Regions from separate parts of the Homo sapiens genome. Here region 2 is linked to region 1. The links are chromatin loops, found by intact Hi-C in ENCODE. Cell type or tissue: B cell. All regions are shown on one strand.

What was found. Hi-C counts contacts between places; a loop is a spot of excess contacts. Peaks named below come from ENCODE experiments on the same cell type or tissue, not always from the same donor. Only the 100,000 strongest peaks of a DNase experiment are listed, where the experiment ranks them.
Region 2: it touches region 1 in a loop (11-fold over the local background); 2 of 110 quality-filtered maps call a loop at or near these places.

The regions. Positions count from the first base shown.
Region 1 is chr6:26,000,030-26,008,029 of GRCh38, forward strand. LINC02980 (long intergenic non-protein coding RNA 2980) reads left to right here. Exons shown (of 3, transcript NR_186645.1): 3 at 1,221-1,746. Among named protein-coding and RNA genes, the nearest start is that of LINC02980, 11 kb to the left of the region's middle. RefSeq lists an enhancer at 1-124. In B cell, CTCF peaks have their summits at 3,275 (motif pointing left) and 3,477; a DNase peak (open chromatin) is centred at 3,272.
Region 2 is chr6:25,614,996-25,622,995 of GRCh38, forward strand. It overlaps CARMIL1 (capping protein regulator and myosin 1 linker 1), which reads left to right. Exons shown (of 37, transcript NM_017640.6): 37 at 4,452-5,535. The coding sequence ends at 4,588. Among named protein-coding and RNA genes, the nearest start is that of SCGN, 33 kb to the right of the region's middle. In B cell, no CTCF peak of the experiment used is centred here; a DNase peak (open chromatin) is centred at 3,226.

The DNA.
Region 1 (8,000 bases):
CTAAGGGAACTCAGAGGCCGGTGGGATCCTCCGTATGCTGAACACCGGTCCCCTGGACCCCTTTTTTTCTTTCTCTATACTTTGTCTCTGTGTCTCTTTCTTTTCCAAGTCTCTCATTCCACCTAACGAGAAACAACCACAGGTGTGGAGGGGCAGCCCAACCCTTCAACCTACCTATCTTATCTCTTCCATTATCTATCCACATATGTCCTCTGTATTTTTTTGAGTAACATTTATAAGCATAAGTCCTTAGGTAGCTATGCCACTTACATAATGAACTAGAAAAGGTAACCAAACAGAATAGGGTTGTACTCAGATATACCTTCTACAAGTTTGTGTTACACATATTTACACATATTTAAAAATATATACATATTATTATTGTGCTGTGTGGTTATTAGGCAAACTCAATAAGCAGTTCTTATAAAGTATACTCAATGTAACTTTTATAAACTTACCATATTTTATAGTTATTCTGTTTTTATTAGCTGCTATAAACTACCTGGGTGTCTTGCATGAGTCATTTTATTGTAATGTTTTTGTATCTGTTGAATGAGGAGTTAGAAGGCATCATCTTTAAGGAGCTTTACAGGTACATGTCCAGGGCTCAATAATTTTATTATTATTTCCTGGACAGATAAAACCTAAGCAGGTGAAGGGGAAAGAATAAAAGTGCAGGGTGGAAGTTGCTTGAATGCTAACTGGGTCAACGATCTCCCAGAAAACCCCTGTAAAAGAAACCTAAGAACCTACATCACCAGGAGACCATTGGGACCAGTTCCTCTGGAATCCCTGAGGCCAGATAATCAGCTGAAGCTTTACATTCTGTCCCTTTCTGGTCATGACTTTCTCCACAGTCTGCTTGGTGCCTCCTCCTCTGTGACTCTAAATTCTTAGGATCAACCCCTCTTGCATATGCACATCCGCAGTGCCTGTGGGATACGGTGTGGTGTGGGGAGGAAACTCTCTTCTGCCTTAATATTTTCCTGTGTGCCCCAGGCCTTGACGGAATCCTGTCTCTCCATAATGTTGCTTTTCGAGGAGACTGATTGATTGAGATGGCGTCTCACTTTGTCGCCCAGGCTGGAATGCAGTGGCGTGATCTCGGCTCACCAACCTCCACCTCCAAGGCTCGAGTGATTCTCCCACTTAAGTCTCTTGAGTAGCTGGGACTACAGGTGCATGCCACCACGCCTGACAAATTTTTTTATTTTTTGTAGAGATGAGGTTTCGCCATGTTGACCAGGCTGGTCTCAAACTCCTGGACTCAAGTGATCTGCCCACCTCGGCCTCCCAAAGTACTGGGATTACAGGCATGAGCCAATGTGCCCGTCCTGAGGAGTTTTCTTCTGGAATTCCTGCTGGGTTTTTGTAGTCAGTCCTCTCCCCATTTCCCACATTGGCTCTTGCAGACCTTCCTTTTCCCCATTTCTATTTGCTACCATGTCAGACATGACTTTTGCCATAGGATCTCTATTCTACTATAGAGGAAACCAAAGCCATCAGTAGAAATTTCACTAACATGGAATCAGATTTATAGAAGAAAGGGGGAGGAAAGTTTTGCCTTAACACCTGGAAGGGTTTCGTTTCTTTTAGTAGCTGGGAGACAGAAACATAAGAAAGTAGCTTAGTAAGCTTTCTGCTGTTCAACTGATGATGTGTGAGCTGTCAGTAGTTCAAACTAGTCATTATCTTTATGAATTAATTATGTAATAACTTAAACAATGTCATAAACCTTCAAATCAGTTTAAGTCTAAATGTGTCATATTTAATAACAAGAGCAAGAAACATACGTTATGATGAAGAGCTCTTATATTTTCTTTGGATAAAAGTCAGTAGGCGGGGCGCGGTGGCTCATGCCTGTGATCCTAGCACTTTGGGAGGCTGAGGTGGGCAGATCATGAGGTCAGGAGATCGAGACCATCCCGGCTAACACGGTGAAACCCTGTCTCTACTAAAAATACAAAAAATTAGCTGGGCGTGGTGGCGGGCGCCTGTGGTCCCAGCTACTCGGGAGGTTGAGGCAGGAGAATGGCGTGAATCCGGGAGGCGGAGGTTGCAGTGAGCCGAGATTGTGCCACTGCATTCCAGCCTGGGCGACAGAGCAAGACTCCGTCTCAGAAAAAGAAAAAAAAAAAAAGTCAGTAAAATTTAAGAGAAAAATGCATTTGCTTTGGGACTTTTAATATTTAGTCTACAAATCTAGCCACCATAGAAATCTGCTGATTAAATACGGGTTCTGTTAAAATGGAAACATGCATTTTGGGGGAAAAAAGAGGGAGTGTTTTAGTGATTTTGTTTTTTACACTTGTTTATAATAAAATTTTAAGCAATCTTGAGGGGAACATTTTATTTCTACTTGTAACTGCATAAAGTTATGAGATAAAGTTACAAGCTATATCACATACAGTTTGTAGCTTTATAAATTATGAAATTCTAACAGAATAAATATGCTAATATGATGAAAATGTCATAAATTACATTAGAATATATTTTAATAAACCAATTCAGAAGGAGCCAATACCCAATTTCAAAATCATATTAATTGTAAAATTAATTAGGGCAGCCAAAATATTCTGGAATTCTTTCTAATAAAACAAATGAGTGTAAATACAGTCGTACTGACAAATCTGAAGAATTATGCAGCATAAAAAGTGATTATCCCAGCACTTTGGGAGGCCAAGGTGGGCAGATCATGAGGTCAGGAGTTGGAGACCAGCCTGACCAACATGGTGAAACCCCGTCTTTACTAAAAATACAAAAATTAGCCGGGCTTGGTGGTGCACACCTGTAATCCCAGCTGCTCAGGAGGCTAAGGCAGGAGAACTGCTTGAATCCAGGAGGTGGAAGTTGCAGTAAGCCAAGATCACGCCACTGCACTCCAGCCTGGGCGACAGAGTGTGACTCTGACTCAAAAAAAAAATAAATAAATAAAAATAAAAGTTTTAAAAAAGTGATTATTATGAACACAGAGTAATCTAGTAAAAATGGTTAAGTGAAAACAGCAAAATACAAAATTGAATATGTACTATAACAATATATGCAAAATATACTCAGATTTATAAAAATTAGAATGTAGAAAAGTAAATATAGCTCTTCATAATTTTGTTCTGAAGTTTAAAAATATATATATTTTTGAATGGATAACTTTCTTTTTCTAAATGCTTACAGTAGAGCCCACGATGGTTGTTAAAAGCCCCCAGGTTCAGCCTTCTTTAATTGTGTGGTCAGCCTGCCATCAACCCGAGGCCTCCCTCTGCTGGGCAAATTTGGGAACACATTGAGAAATCCTTACACGTAATTCCTTCTCTTCATGTTCCTGGTGAGCATTTTTCCCATTGGGTTTCCATACTCTGCCCTCTTGAAGTCCTGCACCCTGACATTGCAGTGTCATTCCTCTTCTACTGAAGTCTACAACTATTAGCTTATTGTCTCTAGCAAGTCTCCCTTTAGCTACAAATATCATTCAGAGTTTTACCTTTCAGAAACTTTCTCCATGAGCATTCTGGAGTAGACTCTAGGTGCACTAGGTGCAGTTAGAAAAAGTTCTGATTTGTTGGTGGAGCTATAGGAGGAGAGACAATGGTGGGCTGGAGAAGGGTGTCTACATGCAGAGAAACTGACTGGAAACTCAGAGAGATGATGGGGATTAAAATAATCCTATTGAATCTGCACAAAAGTGTTTTATTATAATTGATCCTGAACTATGTAAAGGTAAGCTCCAGTGAGTAGTTACAGTCTGTCCCTAAGATGGACTCTTTCTTTTTGCTTTTATTTTTATTGTATTTATTTTATTGTATTTTTTTTTTCTAAAGACAGGGTCTTGCTATGTTACCCAGGGTGGTCTCAAGTGGTCCTCCTGGCATCAAATGATCCTCCCACCTCAGCCTCCCAAAGCGCTAGGATTACAGGTGTGAGCTACCACACCCAAATGATTCTTTCTTTTCAAATACAGAGTTCAGCAGCAATTTTAAAGAAGTACTGAACTCTACTGCCTGGAAGATGGAATGGCCCTCACAATTCTTCCAGGCAAGCTCTGCACTCAGTGGTATGGACCACAAGGCAAGCCCATTAAGGGGTTAAATTACTGACAAACAATAATTTCTAAATATGAACATTTCAGGAGGAACTAAGATGGCTCCTTCTTGGAGAATAAGTTGGCCGGCTTCTCTAGTTATCAGACTATCAGATGGGGAGGAAAGAGCCCCTCTGTCCCGGTGAGACAGGACCCGCCAGCGCCCAAGCTCTAAGGCTTTCTGATGAGCAAATGGGGTTTCCATCTTTCTAGCTTCAGGACTCGTAACTACTCAGATTATTTCCTTCAATCTGGATATTCAAGACAAGAACAGTTCATGGTGTTGCGAAGGCCCAGATTTAAATCACATATGCAAAGATACTGACATTCAGTGGAGGGTCACTTAGATTATAGCCAGATGACTTTCCCTAAATTGATAGCTCAAATGGTAGTTGTGGATATTTTTGCTCTTAGTTACTTGCATAGTCACTTGCCAGAGGTAATAAAGTTTTAGTGTGGTTGTGGAAAATAATGGCCATATATTTAGGAACAAAATTTTAATGATGATTGAAAACTGAATTAGCTTTAACATGTGAATATGCTCAGGGGACATAGGACCACAGATCTCTGTTCCTTCCTATTGCCACTTCTTTCCTTTCCCTGGTAGCATGCTTCCATTACCCATTACTTCAAACACTGTTTCTGTGTCTCCAACTCCCTTGCATCATGGTCTTTTCATTATTCAGACACAGACACAGCTCGATTATGGGTAAACTTTTTTCTGTGGCTACAGAAGAGTTGAGCATGGCTGAAGCATCGTTGAGCATGACTGAAGAAAAACACCTAACCTTGAATTTTTTGATCAATATAAATTTATATCCACAGATTTTACCTGACTGATCTTCATTGCCCACCAGTCCTACAAAGTTTGCCAGATTGGTTCTGTTTCCACTTTACATACTCAGCAAATACTTATTAAGCACACACTTTGTGTTAGGCTTAAGTGTAGATATTGAAGAGGCACTGGTGAATGAGCAGAGGCTCTGCCCCCATGGGACCTGCATGCTATTTGGCAGCTCTTTCAGACATTCTCCTCTCTCAAAGCTTTGAGCCCCTCTATACCCCTATAAGCACCTACTTTCAGCTGCTCCCTCACTCCCCCCTTCATGGGGGAAATAACAGCCATCGTGGTAAAACCTCCACTGCCTGACAGAGCTATATTTACCATCTTTTCTTTAATTTTTATTTTTAATGGACACAGTTGTATATATTTATGGGGTACTATGTGATATTTTGATACATGTATAGATTGTGTAATGATCAAATCAGGAATTAGATCAGTTTTTTGTCTTTTTTTTGGTAAAAGATAATCTTTTATACTCTTTTGGTCCTGAAAAATGGAGGAGTGCCATATTAGGATTCCAACAGAAAAAGTTAAACCAAAAGAATATATGAAGGGCATATAATGAAGGGATATCTACAAAGTTGTGACAGGGCTAATGGGAAGAACAGGGGATATGAGGCAGCCCAAGATCAGCAACAGTAGTGATCCAGTGTCACCCTGTGCTGGTTATGAAGATTTAGTCTCTTCTATCTTTTCCAATACCGCTTTGCTAGCCACCTCCCCAAACCCTACCAATAGAAAGCACTGGAGGAAGACTAGAGGGCTGGAAGGATGTGAAAAGATTTCCCACTTTGTTTGTTGACATCCTCACAGAATGGGTTCTTCAACCTGGCAGTGGCAGTTGAATCCAGTAACAGCAGTTGGCTTCAGTTTGGAGATCTTCCATGCTCCTAAAATCAGCCTCATCATGCCTCTATCTACAGACATATCATCATCAGTGGTCCAGCATACACTCCTCAGAGGTCCCAGTTCTGGGGATCTCTTCAAAGAATCTTTTCCTTGTTCTCCTAAACCTGGAGGTGGTAGTTGCTTTCTGTCATTACTATCTCTGATACGTTTGTCCACTTTTCCATTTTCAGTCCTCTTATAACTAGTTAACAACCATTCCCATAAAATTCTTTGTTCAATTTCAGTGCAATTTCTAGCTCCCAGTTATACCCTGACAGACACACCTTTAAATCTGAAGAGGCAATGGGAGGGAACCTGTAACCAGAGCTAGGCCAGAGCTGGGACTGTGGAGGAAGAGCTGCCCACCAAGCAGGGGGGTGATGCAGGGAATAAGTACACTAACCTCTCTCTCCTTTGCCATCTACATTCCTGCTGGGCTGATCACTGGCCAAATCCAGCTGTTGCAAGAGGGCAGGGCTGCCCAGCTAATGCTATCTGTAGAAGCTGGGCTTCTGGGGCACAGAGCAAGTCAGAGACAGGCAGAACAGGGATGTGGGTTTGGACCAAACACTGAATAAACCAGATCAAGGATTCTTCTATCAAGACAAGTTTATATACTTGCAGCTTGATCCCATTGTTTCCCTTAGATAACTGTGCACTTGTTTTTGTCTGCCCTCTTTCCTGTGTCTACACTCTTCCTGTCTTATTCTATTTACACATAGCTCAGTCTTTTCCAATTAAAAAAAAAAAAAAAAAGCTTTCCCTCTCCCAAATCTCCATGCAGCTGCTGACTTCTCTCTTCCAAAGCCACACTGTGGGAGAGTCAGTTACACCTCCTGACCTCTGACAGGTGCAACACACTATAGTGAGGCTTCTGCCCTTGGTATTCCTCTGGCTCCATTATTTACAAGGTCACTAATGACTTCCTATTTCTAAATCCAGAGTGCCTTTTTAGTTATCTTCCTTGCCTTCTTGGCATCTCTAGATAACAATACTTGTCTCATTCTAACTTTTGTCTCTCCTTACAGCTCTTTCATTCATAATTCATTGTTATTCAGTTGGAGCCTTGATGGTGTTAGGGAGAAGCAGCATTCTGTAGTCAAAGTGTTAAGCCTCAGTTTATTAGCATGCCTATATCTTGGGGCTGGGACCGTCACAAGTGTTTATAATGATACAACTCCTCCTCCTCCTCCTTCTCCTCCTCCTCTTCCTCAAGTGTTTATAATGATACAACTCCTCCTCCTCCTTCTCCTCCTCCTCTTCCTCAAGTGTTTATAATGATACAACTCCTCCTCCTCCTCCTTCTCCTCCTCTTCCTCAAGTATTTATAATGATACAACTCCTCTTCCTCCTTCTCCTCCTCCTCAGACCTTTGCTCCTTTCCTGGCTGCACCATTTCCAATTTATTTTCATGAAGCTCTGATCCCTGTTGACTAATTTTCTTCCCTTAAGTGAGACAGAAAGCCTAGATGAGGCTGCAGTGGGAAGAATTACCTTCTCCCAGCTGGGATAAGACTCTGGCAAAATGTTTTCCCCTTGAGAGTAGGCCTTTGTTTTGAAGAAGGTTCTGGGGTGTATTTCATAATAATTCTTCTCTCCCTGCCAAAGCCACAAGAGGATCCTTCTCAGATCTTCACTGCAGGAACCTGGTGGGCTTTCTGATGCCCACAAAAGTGTGGGAGCTTCTCACTCTCATGGGCATTCACAGTTGGCCTCCAGCTTTTTGTCAGAGTTACCAATTTAAATGTTCTCAAATGTGATACTGTCTCAACTTCCAGGACATCACACACTCATGATTTTCTACTATCCTGACATTTGCAGTCTTTTTAGCAGATCTCCCTCCCTCTCCCTGCACCATGGGTATTGGTCATCTCAGGATCTGTCCCAGGCTTTCTACTCTTCATGCCCTTTGAGACAACACATGATCTGACCTGCCCTTTCAGGAAGAAATGTTCTGTCTACCTACTTGCTCCAGTTAAAAACCCTAGTGTCATCTTTGACCCTTCTCATCCCTACATCTAATCTGTTGATTCTACCTCCTAATTTTCTCTCAAACGCATCTATTTTTCTTCAATTTCAGTGCTACTCTCTTGCTCTAATTGTACATCATCTTTTTTAGAATTACTGTGACATTTTCTTGCCTCCAGTTCTGCCTCAGTCCATCCACTTCACAGCTAAATTTTGGATGTACAC
Region 2 (8,000 bases), 390 kb before region 1:
GACAGGCATTAAGAAGTAATTTTTACAGGATCTTCAATTAAAGTGATTTTATGCATAATATTTTAATTTTGTTTTGTTAGTGCCGATTCCTAGCACTTGACTGTCTTCACCTTTGAGAACTGCGTAGCAGTCTGCTTTCTGAATAGTTCCTGGTTAAAAAAATAACATTTAGCAGATCAATTCTATTAAATAATTGCTTATACTTTCTTTTAAGTCTTTTAAGAGCAGCTTTGTTTACACTAAAACAGCCTTATTTTCCTAAAGTATGTATTCATGAAACAAACAGAGGCTATTGTTCTCAAATATTGTTCTCAAAGCATGCTGCATATTTTTATCACGAATATTATGTTTTGTGTGGCTACTATATTGATTTGACAGGTAAAATGCTTAATTTCTTTTACTAGAAATATTTGTAAGCACATTTTTTTCATTTCATATTATTTCCTCTCTACATTTAATTATAAGTTGTGATGTTCTTGTAAGAGTGTATCCTATTTTCTTGAAGAAAATAGTTGATTTTGGCTTTGAATGCGTTGTAATGGCTCCTGTTTGTACAGGGCATCTAAGATTCCTTTTATATATCACTTGCCTCTTCCATAATCCAAGCTACAGCCAATAAATACTTGGCTGTGACTTGCAGTCTGTAAGCCAGTGCTCTGCTCTACTTTTTCCACCAGACTCAAGTTCTGCTTCCCCTAAGTGAGTTCTTGAAGATAAATTTAACAGTTGGCATGTTGGGCTCTTGCTAGAAAGTATAAAAAATCAGGGCCAACTACTGAATACTATTTTAAGGTCATCATAGTGTTTTTCTCCTGGAAAATATGGATGTCAGTGGAGCTTACAATGGAGAAAATACCAAATTTTCATATGGTTCTCTAATTCTGCATTTATATGCATATTTCAGAAGCTTTAAAATTATCACATATATGCAATGTCAAATCATCTTCAAGAATGACAGATATCACGTTCGAGCCTCTCTGTACCAATTATTGCCACTATAGACAGGGTCTGTATATACATGGAGTGTTTGTTTTGAATAAATTACCTGTTCATTTACTTATCTTCTATTAACTTTAGTAGTATGTAAAATAGTGATAAATATGTAAATAGACACACGCATAGAGATGCTCCAGCACTCTTAACAAATACTTGCATTGAAGAAGTGTTTGTGAAACAATTGGATTTTTTTCATCCTGTATAAAAGCAAGCATTAACTCAAGCTGCCTAAGAGGAGGTCTGTCTGAATTTGTAAAAAGTCTAAATCTTATAAATATTTTAAAAATAAATTCTAGCGAGGCACAGTGGTTCACATTTGTAATCCCAGCACTTTGGGAGGCTGAGTCTGGAGGATCACTTGAGGCCAGGAATTTGAGACCAGCCTGGGCAACAAATGAGACTCTGTCTATAGAAAAATAAAAATAAAAAATTAGCTGGGTGTGGTGAGGAGGTGCACCTGTAGTGTCTGCTACTCTGGAAGCTGAGACAGGAGGATCACTTGAGCCCAAGAGTTTGAGGCTACAGTGAGCTATGACTGCGCCACTGAATTCCAGCCTGGACAACAGAGTGAGACTCAGTATCTATAAATGAATAAATGCTTGCATGCATACATACACGCATACATACATACATACATTCTGGAGTTTTAAGTTTCAAACAGACGTAATTCTATTTAGACCATCTTTTAATAGAAGCCTGACTAAACCTACTTCAATATAGTCGTAGTCAACATCTTAATTACATGCAGTCAAATAGATGTTCCCTTAAGGGCTGGAAAACAAACGACAAAGAACGTTCGTCCTACAAAGTTGTTCACATTAGGGATCTGGACTAATAAGGGTGGAGACGAGAAGAACAAATGCTTTGACCTTCAAACTCATCACATTAATTGCATAACTTTAGGTCCTTGATCTCGCTATGCCTTAGTTTTCCTGTTCTTGAATGGTGCTTACCTACTATACTAAGAACATGTCAGCCTGGTACTAGTCTCATTATCACATGCACATTCACAATTGGTAGAGTTTAATCAATGGAGGTGAATATATTTAGAATGAATTTCTAAATAAAGTCGCCACCATAGTGAAATTCTTTGACAGCCCTCTTGAAATAATATATTATTTTTCCTCCTACAACCCCTGAGTCCTGGAGAATTTGGAAGCCTGGTGTCAGTGACTCAAAAGAATCAACATTTAGGTGGAGACTGAAGGACAACCTACTTTTTGCAAGAAGATTTCTATGTTGGATTTCTTTGAATTTTAATCATGCCTGTTGTAATGACCCTGGTCTATAGGGTTATCTCAGTTTTTTATCTGTGACATAAACATTTTTGGTTTCTTGAATTTCTCCATTTTTAGAAAGTACTCTTATGTCGTATCATACAACATGAGTTAGACCCAAGATTGCCAGGAAACAAAAATATTGGGAAGAATGAAAAGCTTGATTATCCTTTAAATCTAAGAATTAGAACAAATATATTTGCTCTGAAGACAAATGAGCAGTGTATTATATTTGTTTCTTCCCTTGAACTTGTAGTGTATTTTTGAGTAATTTAATATAGAGGAACAACCTATTTTGGTTTTAAAACGATGAAAAATATTTTCTAGCAGATACCACAAGAAATGCTGTAGTTTGAGGTTGGGTTTATTGTAAAATGTTTTCAGGATGAAGATAATATAAGTCTTCCCTACTTTCTTTTGTTCTTAGTAATTAAAGGATTCTTTGTCTATTAGTATCAAATTGGTTTTGTGATAAAGAGCAAAATATTTATTGACATTTATTCACCTTTGTTCTCTAAACCTGGCTTACTGACAGTTGTGAAAGGACCAAACAAGTGCATTTAATTTTTTTACCCAACACAAACTTAAAAATAGAAATTGCACTTCAGTTTGGGTGACAGAGCAAGACCCTGTTTCTAAAAAGAAAAAATAATAGAAATCAATGATAATATTTGTTTGTTGCTTTCTTCCCCCAGTTTGAGAATTTGCCTGAATCTGTTGGACAAAAAGAAGTCACAATTTAAGAAATTACGTACTTTTATTATCAGATTTGAAAGGTTTTTTTCCTTTCAGAGTTTTGAGTTATTTCAATTTAATGTCATTAACTAAAGATTTAAATTTTTATTGTCTAAATACCAGCATCTGGCTCTAATACCAGTATTGGCAGGAGAAGTACTCTATTAGGTTTGCATTTTGACTGTTAGGTTTAATGAGCTTTCACTTCCTGAAACACTCTTCAGTGAGTTCAACATTTTAGTAGCCAGCAAGATAAGTTTTTTTTTTTTTTAGCAGAATGCAAAAATCAAGTGATTAGAAGCATCAAATGAATCCTATAGCTTTTAAAGGATTGATGTAGTGTGTTCCTGGTTAGATCATTGGAACTTCCGAGTGATGAGGTAGCTGTACTCTTCCTTCAGGCTGGCACAAAGTGTGTGGGTTTAGTATTCTTAGCTCAAGATCTGTCTATACAATAGACAAGATGAATAGTATTTAATAATCCTTAATAGCTATGCTGGAGTACAGCATCCGAACCTTTTCCCAAGGTATCATAGCAGTGAAGCCATGTTCTAGTTGGAAAGAACATAGGCTTTGGAGAGACAGATCTAGTTTAAATCCTGGTTTCAAGTTTTACAAAACCTGCCTTACAGAAGGTAATTGTGAGGAATAGCGATAATAAAACAGAGAGTGCCTAACACATGACAGAGGCTCTGTTCCAGTAATGATTCTCCTATCGCTGCTTTATAAAGCCTCAGTGGATTCTTCATATTTATGTGTAATCAGAGCAGGCAACAATAATGGTAATTCTTTTACCTGGAGGGTGATTCCAAAATGGTTGAATGTGTCATAGGCAGTATTTAATGCTTTTTCACTAGACTTTAAAGTATTTATTTCCTAGAGGGTGAAACTGAGGTTTTCTGAGTCACAGAAAGGTCTGACAAAGATTCCTGAGGCCTTTGCTGATATCCTGTCCCACAAGCAGGAATGACAAGCCCCAAATCATCTGCAGAAGGCATCGAATGGGACATTTGTCCACCCAGCATCTCCTCAAAGCTCTGTCTGCCCTGTTCTCTGTGCTGTGTGAGGGGGCAGCTATGACTGAGGAGGTCACCTGGAGCAGAACCGCTTCAAAGCCCTCCTCCCTCCTGGCATCTCCCTCCGCTTCCCCACCATCCTTTCCTCGGGGGTCCTAACCTCAGATTCTTGCCCACATCTATGAGAGGTTCACCCTGTCATAGACTGTTTTTGTGTGTGTTTTCTCATGTTGTTTCTGCTTTGTTGGTTTGTTTTACATTTCTGTCTAGAGTCTCTAAACATAATAGCAAGTTTGTTTCTGAGAAAGTTCACCCTGGCCCCCTCCCCTCCCCCAAACCTTCAAGGCTACTGCATCTCAGCCCATTATCAGTCAGGCCACTGGTATTACTTTGTCAGTAAACTGTGCGACTTCCCTTTTTATTTCAGTTTCAAGGAGAAGCTGGGGCCAGCAGGCCCAGGAGTATCAAGAACAAAAGCAACGGTCCTCCAGTAAAGATGGCCATCAAGGCAGCAAATCTAATGACTCCGGGGAAGAAGCAGAAAAAGAGTTTATTTTTGTGTAAAGGTCACCCACGCAGAAGTCTTCCTGTGCAGGGTGCTTTGGTAGCCATCAGAGAGGAACCAAGGGCAACATCTTTTCTTCCCAGGCGTTCTTCTCTGGGTGCTTTATTCTCTTCTTTTTCTTTATTTCGCCCCCACCCCCATCCCCTGCCTTTTTTTTTTTTTTTTTTTTTTTTTTTTGTATAGAAACAGATCCATTTCTTGGTAATCAAAGCACATTTGTTTGGTCTTCCTCCAACCCTTTGCATTTGATTTCTAAACATTCCTTCATATGCCTTTAATGAAAGCCAGCAATTATCCCATGGGCCCTACTTGAATTTATCTGAGGCAGCTACAGATTGCCCTGCAAGATGAGTTTTTGGAGATAAATGAAATAACTGGACACACACTCACACAAGTAACACCACAGCAGACCTCGGAGTACTGCTAAGTGTACCTGTGTCAAATCCGCACAGGACTCAATATAGCAATTTATTCTTGATGTATGCAATTGCACATTGTAATTATATTAACAGAGCACACTAATAATTTGTATAGATTATATATATTAGATCTTGGGTATGGTTTTTACCTTCTCCCATGGGGAACTTCTTCCTTCCTGATGTGGAATTGTACATTTAAAGCTTGGTCGGTGACCTTTGCATACCATCAACGAGCACAGCTAAGAACAGAGTGAGAGAGGCCCATGGCTGATTTTACCATGTGCCCAGATTAATGTATATAGTTGATTGGAATGAGGTTTTATGAATATTCATGTTTTTGAAGGCCTTTAATTTCTGTCTGCATATTAGCTTTTAATGTGTGATTTTAAGAGAGAATACTTTGACACCTGTAAAAATCAAAATACTACTCTTTATAAGACATTTCACAAATATTCACTTACATTACAGGCTGGAAGTATTTTATTCATATGTATATTTATACCAATAAAATGATTTTACAAGTGGAATTTGGGCCTTCTCCAGTTACATTTTTAGTTTGGACTGGCTCAGGGTGGTGAACTTTGGTTTTGTTTCCAAAATCCAAAATAATCAATGTTCTCAGATAAGCAATCTGGGAACTATTACCTTCGAAATAAAGATAACGTAGTAATGCCACTGCCTGTTTTCCCCCTTGGGAAAAATGATAAAATTTACCAGAAGAATATAGAATTAGGAGTTTGATCCACCTCCCATTACCATGCATAAGGGTCATATGAAGGATGCAAGTGTGAGCAAAGAAGTATGATTTGAAGCGTTGCAAGCAGTGGTTATCTATTGGAAAGAAGAATGATAGAAGGTGGGGTCGGCATGACATGACTATTTCCCTCATCATCTTCCACTAGCCCTGTCCCCAGCTCAGGTGTCTGGCATATGCGTAAGTGCCCATAATGTAGACCAGATGGTTTGCTGCCTTTGCGTGACTTCATGAGGGCAGAAAGACAGAAGATTGCTTCCTCCAGCTGTAGCTCTGCTGTCATAAATGCTGATGGGAATAAACACCTCTTATGGCTGTCAAACTGGGAGACGCATCAGAAGACAAAAGATGGGCATGGTACCTCCATGAGCTAACAGGCTATGAGGAAACAGACCCATAACCCAACCCAAAACAATACAGTGTGATGGAACCATACTCATGACAAACAGTGATGTGGAAAGGGGGTTAGGTCTACCTGTGCTGCTCAGGAACCTCAGAGGAGGCAATGTTTGTGCAAGGCCTTGAAGTCACACCTTCATAAGTACAGGAACAGTGTCTGATTCCTAGCTGTACCCCCTGTAAATGTGTGATGTGGCCCATATTCAACCATAGAGAATAGTGGGAAGATACAGAAAGTGCTCACAGAGCAATCAAGTTCACATTCACTTAGAATGCTATGTGGTAAAAGGCACACGTGCTGCTGGTTAGGACCTCTCTCTGGGTTTCAGCATAAGAACTATCCTCAAAGAGGCAGTCGAGAGAAGCCCAGATAGTGAATAGCCTTGGTGCTTTATTATGGAGTTGGATCCTGATGCTATGCAGTAGGAGCCATTGCATTTTTTAAAGCAATAATGTAATCAGAGCTAAGATTATAAAGATAAACCCTATAGACTAAAGGCAGGCATCCAGTGAAGTGGCTGAGCAAGGATTCGTCATCATTTTCCCTCTCCTTGTAGTGGTCAAGAGGTCCACTCAGATGCTCCTTCAAGAGAACTTCAAGAGAACTTGGCTATGGAGAGCGTGTGGGGGCCGACCATGGCTAACAGCTTCCAGCTGCCACACCTTGAGACCCTCTACAGTGGTCTTGCTGTGGCTAGGCCACCCCCACTTTCCCTGCCAACCACCGAGGACGGCTGGTACACTAGAGCTGCCCAACACAGGACTCTACTGAGCAACTTTTGCTCTAGGGCCCTCCTCTGGCCTGGCCAAGGCTTTCTGAGAGCTGCGCAAAAGCTCTTCCTACCCACATCTCCTTTCTTCCTTCCCAATCTTCTTTTACAGGTGATCAACCTGAATATGATCTGAAGGCACTCCCTGCTACTGCTCCCTCCACTTTTATGCTTCACAGCCATTTCCCCCAATAAATAAATATTCTGCGGTCTAATCCCATCTGGGCACATGCTTCTTGGAGAACCTGAACTGACACACTTCTCCATATTCTGTCACCATCAATCAAGAATACATGCACTTTTGGAGGCCAAGGTGGGTGGATGAACTTTGAGGTAGGGAGTTTGAGACCAGCCTGGCCAACATGGTGAAACCCCACCTCTACTAAAAATACAAAAATTAGCCAGGCTTGGTGGTGGGTGCCTATAATCCCAGCTACTGAGGAGGCTGAGGAAGGAGACTCACTTGAACCTGAGAGGCGGAGGTTGCAGTGAGCTGAGATCACACCACTGCACGCCAGCCTGGATGACAAAGACTCCGTCTTAAAACAAAAAAGCACACACATGGAAAGGCAGCTTTACCATGTACATCTGAGCTGGTGGCTGGCAGATCTTTTCTCAAAATGTGTGGGCTTTTGTGTTTGTTTTGTGAATATATTAGAATTTGTGATATGTCCCTAAAAGAAAGATGCCCTTAAGGCAGAGGGGACTAACTGACTTCTCGAGGTCCTTTGGGATTTTGACACAACAGACACCACCTTGATTCTTGTTACCCTTGTAAAGTGTCAGTAGAAGTGAAGAGAACCATGCTTGCATCCGGGAACCCAGTGAAGCTAAGTGCTGGAGCAGCAATGGAGCCCATCAGGAGTTGTGGGTCCCAGAGAGCCCACTCGGACCAGCCAGATGGCGGTCGGGGGTGCCGCTCATGGAGCAAGGGTTGAAGCCTCCCAGAAAACCCCTAGAATACTAAACCACACATATTCCTTTTTCTGTTTGTGCCATGCACAAGGCCTAAATTAAGAATGAGAAGGATATACTAAGCAGGGGCCAAATAATCTAGGAATTGTTTGGT